Regions from separate parts of the Homo sapiens genome. Here region 2 is linked to region 1. Evidence: read pairs that join two places in POLR2A ChIA-PET (ENCODE). Cell type or tissue: GM12878. All regions are shown on one strand. Each heading gives the region's core, and the rest is flanking DNA. Links, peaks and the distances in the headings are about the cores only.

The links. Peaks named below come from ENCODE experiments on the same cell type or tissue, not always from the same donor. Only the 100,000 strongest peaks of a DNase experiment are listed, where the experiment ranks them.
Region 2: POLR2A ChIA-PET joins it to region 1 with 5 read pairs; 2 of 35 experiments call an interaction of 5 or more read pairs at or near these places.

Annotation. Positions count from the first base shown.
Region 1 is chr17:8,957,340-8,960,396 of GRCh38, reverse strand. The region is part of intron 1 of PIK3R5 (phosphoinositide-3-kinase regulatory subunit 5); the gene reads left to right. Among named protein-coding and RNA genes, the nearest start is that of PIK3R5, 6.8 kb to the left of the region's middle. In GM12878, for the core only: no CTCF peak of the experiment used is centred there; no DNase peak of the experiment used is centred there; H3K4me3 peaks cover 981 bases; H3K27ac peaks cover 2,500 bases.
Region 2 is chr17:9,303,643-9,306,699 of GRCh38, reverse strand. All of the region lies in intron 7 of STX8 (syntaxin 8), which reads left to right. Among named protein-coding and RNA genes, the nearest start is that of STX8, 270 kb to the left of the region's middle. In GM12878, for the core only: no CTCF peak of the experiment used is centred there; no DNase peak of the experiment used is centred there.

The DNA.
Region 1 (3,057 bases), core at 308-2,807:
GTGAGAATTATGGGATACTATGAGATTATGGAAAGGGAACTCAATATAGTTGAGGGGTTAAGGAAAGGTTTCTCTGAAGAAGTCATATTTGAGTTGAGACTTGAAAGATATAAAGTAAAAGAGAATCATAACAATCATAATACTAATACCTACCATGTAGTGAATACTTGCTAAGGGCTTTTTGAGTGCATTCTCTCCAGCATTCTTTTCAACATCTCATGTGTGGGGTATGTGGGCTCCCTCTCCTGTGAGGATCAGATGATAGCACTACTGGCAAGCACCCTTCTCAGTGTCTGACACAGACCAGGGACTCGTTCCCACCTTCCTCACCCCTCCCCGTATTCCAAGGTCCAGCTTATGGACGCTGAGGTCATCAATACTAATGGGGGGGCCTCTCTTCTCCTTTCCACTGACCATCACCAGATAGCGTGTCCCGCTCAGGAGCCCTCTGCATTTGTGCATCTCCATCAACAGCTCAGGGAGTTGAGTCCCCAACCACAGAAAACTCCACCGTATTTTTTGCCAGGCCTTCATTCTGTTCCTCTTAGGAGCCGCTGTTCTGGGAGGGTTCAGAAGCCCTGATCTGGATTGTCTGTCTCATCTAGGAAGTCACTTGTCCAGCTCCCATATCCTTCTTCCACCAAAGCTTTCTCCCCAGAACCATGAAGTCTGTGCAGACGTATCACTGGGTTTTTGGCCTGAGCATTTGTTCCTGCATGGCTTGGTGGTTTGGCCCTTTTCAGGCAAATCTCCATACAGCCACTTCCACCCAACCTGGCCGAGCCAGCCAGCCTCCTGGGGGAGCGTTCTGCAACCAGATCACATCTACACTGACAACTCTTCGAGGAGAGTCTCAAACTCTCTCTAGATAGTTGGCCCCTTTGAAAAACTGATGAAAGCGAAAGATCATCTCTCTCGTCACCCATAAGCACACATGTACATGTGAATGCATGTGCACACACACACACACACACACAGTCTCTCTCGCTCAAAGTTTTGCATAAAATTCTAAGGTCTTCTTGGATCTCTGCAGTTCACCAAGGGACCCAGGTTAATAACTCCTGTTCTAGAAAACATGACTTTCTGTGTGCTGATTTCTTTGGATTATCCCCAGCACAGCTCCCTGTGGGAGGAAGCTGTTGTCAGAAGCAAGCTGGGGGTAGTGATGGATAATGAAAACTGTGTAGAGGACACTGGTAGCGACTCACTGGTGAGAACCCTGAAGCGGCGTGCTGGGGGCCATCTCATGACTGCACACTGGGCCACTGCTCTGTTGTTGGATTTCTCACCAAGTTTTGAATTCAGCCCATTTCCAAGATGATTAAAGAGTGAAAGAGAAGGCCCTGCGTGGTGGCTCACACCTGTAATCCCAGCACTTTGGGAGGCCGAGGCGGGCAGATCACCTGAGGTCAGGAGTTCAAGACCAGCCTGACCAACATGGAGAAACCTCATCTCTACTAAAAATACAAATATTAGCCGGGCGTGATGGCACATGCCTGTAATCCCAGCTACTTGGGAGGCTGAGGCAAGAGAATCGATTGAACACGGAGGCGGAGGTTGTGGTGAGCCGAGATCGCGCCATTGCACTCCAGCCCAAGCAACAAGAGGGAAACTTCATCTCAGAAAAAAAAAAAAAGAGAGAGAGAAAAAAAAAGGTGTCTGTGGCCACACACATGAATATAAACAGTCTACGGATCAGAGAGGCATGCATGACTGTTCCTTTGCCACAAAAGTCTGCAACCTCCCAAGTTCCCAGGGACAGGCATGAGCTTGGGGCTTTGTTTCTCTGATGTGGTCATAGTTCTTTAGAACCAGTGCCTTGATGTAAAGTGCCATGTGTGAAGGACGTTTTCTTCAATTCCTCCTTTGTAAGGATTTTTAAAAGCATGAATGGATGTTACATTTGTCCAATACTTTTTTAAAGCATCTGCAAGGAAACTCTTGTACTCTTTCACCTTGTGATAGATTTATGTGACACATTAGATCATTAGCTTCCACATATTGAGCCCTCTGCATTTCTGGAGTAAACTCAATTGGGTCAAGGTGCTTTATTCCTTCAGTACTGTGCTAGGTTTGATTTGCTGTGATTTTCTTTAGGATTTTTTTTTTTTTTTTTGAGACAGTCTCACTCTGGAGTGCAGTGGTGCGAACCTCCACCTGCCAGGTTCAAACAATTCTCATGCCTCAGCCCCTGAGTACCTGGGATTACAGGCACCCACTACCACGCCTGGCTAATTTTTGTATTTTTAGTAGAGACGGGGATTCACCATGTTGGCCAGGCTGCTCTCGAACTCCTGGCCTCAAGTGATCCACCAGCCTTGGCCTCCCAAAGTGCTGGGATTATAGGAGTGAGCCACCGCATCCCACCTTTCTTTAGGATTTTTGCATGAAATGAATTTGACCTCTATTTTCCTTTTCTGTGCTGCCGTTGTCAGTTTTTGATATACTGACTTTGCAAATGATTTTGGAAGCACGTTACCTTCTCCCACGCCCTGTGACAGCTTATAGAGCGGGGAATGAGCTGCTCCTTGGAAGCTGGGAGAACGGCTCCAGTCTTGAGGTCTTCCACTGTGGGATTCTTGGCTTCCCACTCCCCAAGCTTCCTTCTCTTCTCTCTTCCTCAGTCCTCCCAGGTACAAATCTGTAAACCTCAGAGCTCCCAGGCTCATGCCCGAGAGCCATCTTTGATTCTTGGCTTCCAATGTTCAGCCACTAGGTCCCATGGGTCCTTACTTTATATGCCCTTCAGCTAACAAGCATGCCTATTTCCACACTGAACTGGGCATATCCACCTTGAGTGAATTCCAGGTGCTGCATTTGGAGGATGCTGAGCAACCACTTCATATCCAGAGATAGGTGACCAGGATAGCGATGACAGAATATGAAGTAATTAAGAAGTAGCGAGGTTTTTCTCCAAGAAGAGAAGACAGAGGAGAAGTAGTATCTGTCTTCAGATGTTTGACGAGCAGTGTCCTTTGAAAAAGGTGAAGACTTCTCAACTGGGTGTCATTCTCTGGAATGGAAAAGGGATGACAGAAGGAAAATTGTAAGAAAATA
Region 2 (3,057 bases), core at 279-2,778, 350 kb before region 1:
TCCGCCTTCTGGGTTCACGTGATTCTCCCGCCTCAGCCTCCCAAGTAGCTGGGATTACAGGCATGCACCACCACGCATGGCTATTTTTTTTTTTTTTTTTTTTTGTATTTTTAGTAGAGACGGGTTTTCACCATGTTGGCCAGGCTGGTCTTGAACTCCTGACCTTAGTTGATCCACCCACCTCAGTCTCCCAAAGTGCTGGGATTACAGGTGTGAGATACCGTACCTGGCCCTTAATTTGTTTTTTATTTTGAGTATTTACTTCAATCACCAATACGATGAACAACATCTACGCTGAGGAATTTGATTCCCCGCTCCCTGTCTTCTCCACTCCCTCTCCTTCCCTAAGTGAGTAACTGCTTTGAGAAAGTTTTCAGGTCTGTTTCGCTTAACAACAGGGGTGTGTTCTGAGAAATGAGTCATTAAGTGATTTTGTTGTGTGAGCATCACAGAGTGTACTGACACAAACCTAGATGACATAGCCTACTACACACTTTGGCTATATGGTATGGCCTGTTGCTCCTTGGCTCCTGAACACTGTATTACTATGCAGAATATTGTAGACAGTTGTAACACAATGATAAATATTTATGTATCTAGACGTATAAATAGTATAATAAAAGTACAACATAAAGGATTTTAAAATGGTGCACCTGTGGCCAGGCACAGTGGCTCATGGCTGTCATCCCAGCACTTTGGGAGGCTGAGGTGGGAGGATCACAAGGTCAGGAGTTCAAGACCAGCCTGACCAACATGGTGAAACCCCGTCTCTTCTAAAAATACAAAAATTAGCCGGGAATGGTGGTGCGCATCTGTAATCTCAGCTACTCAGGAGGCTGCGGCAGGAGAATCGCTTGAACCTGGGAGGCGGAGATTGCAGTGAGCCAGAATCATGCCACTGCACTCCAGCTTGGGTGACAGAGCAAGACTCCATCTCAAAAAAAAAAAAAAAAAAAAAAAAGATGCACCTGTATAGGGGACCTGTATAGGGCACCTGTAATCTTATGAGACCACCATGATATATGCTGTCCACTGTTGACCACAGCATCACTACGCATACATCACCATACAAGCAAATCAAGTGCATATAGAGGTGCTCCTCAACTTACAATGCAGTTACATCCCAATAAATCCATCGTGGGTTGAAAATACCATTAATTGAGAATGCATTTAATACACTTAACCTACGCAACATCATAGTTTAGCCTAGCTTACCTTAAATGTACTCAGGACACTGACATTAGCCTACAATTGGGCAAAATCATCAAGCACAAGTCTTTTTTACAATATTTAATATCTCATGTAATTTGGCTGGGAGCGGTGGCTCACACCTGTAATCCCAGCACTTTGGGAGGCTGAGGCAGGTGGACCACGAGGTCAGGAGTTCAAGACCAGCCTGGCCAACATGGTGCAACCCCATCTCTACTAAAAATACAAAAATTAGCCAGGCGTGGTGGAGCATGCCTGTAATCCCAGCTACTTGGGATGCTGAGGCAGGAGAATCGCTTGAACCCAGGAGGTGGAGGTTGCAGTGAGCCGAGACCGCGCCACTGCACTCCAGCCTGGCAACAGAGCGAGACTCCATCTCAAAAAATAATAATAATAATAATATTTAATATCTCATGTAATTTATTGAATACTATACCGAAAGTGAAAAACAGGATGGTTCTGTGAGTCCTCACTGTATACAGCTGAAATCACCATACTAAAGTGAAAAAGTCGTTAAGCCAAACCATCATAAGTCAGGGACTGTATATATATATATATATACATATTTTTTTTTTCGCCCATATATGAAAGGTAGCATATTGTGAACACTCATCTGTACCTAGCACATACATTCTTTTATATGTGTAGAGGTATAGCTAAAGGATGGTTCCCAGAGTGGAAATTTTGATCAATTTTACCAGATTGCCCTCCAAAGTGGTTTTATACTCCCAAAAGCATTGTATAAGACTATCGCCTCACAGTCTCGTGGAAAGATTATGGCACTCAGCTTGTGGGATTTTGCCAGTCTGATAGAGGAAAAAATATTATTTCATTGTATTAAGTTGAACCACATGAAATTACCATTTGTGTAGGTCAGAAATCGTAGAACATTGGTAATTCATATGATTAAACCTAAGAGCTTTATTTTGTATTTTTCGTTTTCTTTTTTCTTTCTTTTTTCTTTTTTTTTTTTTTTTTTTTTTGAGACAGTTTCGCTCTTGTTGCCCAGGCTGGAGTGCAATGGCACGATCTTGGTTCGCTGCAACAAGAGATTCTTCTGCCTCAGCCTCCCGAGTAGCTGGGATTACAGGCATGCGCCACCACGCCAGACTAATTATTTGTATTAATTTATTTTCATTTTTTTGTAGAGACGAGGTTTCTCCATGTTGGTCCGGCTGGTCTCAAACTCCTGACCTCAGGTGATCTGCCCACCTTGGCCTCCCAAAGTGCTGGGATTACAGGCGTGAGCCACAGCACCCGGCTACTCTTTTGTATTTTTCTTATGAGTGAAATAGAATACCTTTGGATATATTTTAATGACCATTTGTATTTCCTTTTTTTTTCTTAACAGTCTGTTGATGTTCTTAGTGCTGATTTTCTCTGGATTGCTGATCTTTTTCTTACCAAGTTGAGAGACTTTTTATAAATTTGGGAGATGGATCCTGTGTGATAATGAATTTCAAATATTTTTTTCCTAATTATTTGGCCTTTGACATTGCTTATGATGATTTTTTTTTTGTCATGAAAAGTTTCTAATTTTTAGGTAGTCGTAATTATCAACCTGTTCTTTTATGACGTCCAGATTTTAAGTCACGGTGAGAAAGGTTATCTCCACATAACATAAAGGAATTATTTCATGGATTTTTTTTCTAGACCTTTAATGGTTTTGTTTGCTGCATTTAAGTTTTTGATCCATTTGGAGTTTATCCTGGTGTGAAGTGTATGTTTTTACAGATGGCTACTCAGTTGTTCCATTAGCATTTATTTTAAAAGTTCATCCCTATTTCTACTGATTTTGAAAGCCGCCTTAATCATGTACTAATTTTAGAGATTAATTTTAAGCCCTAG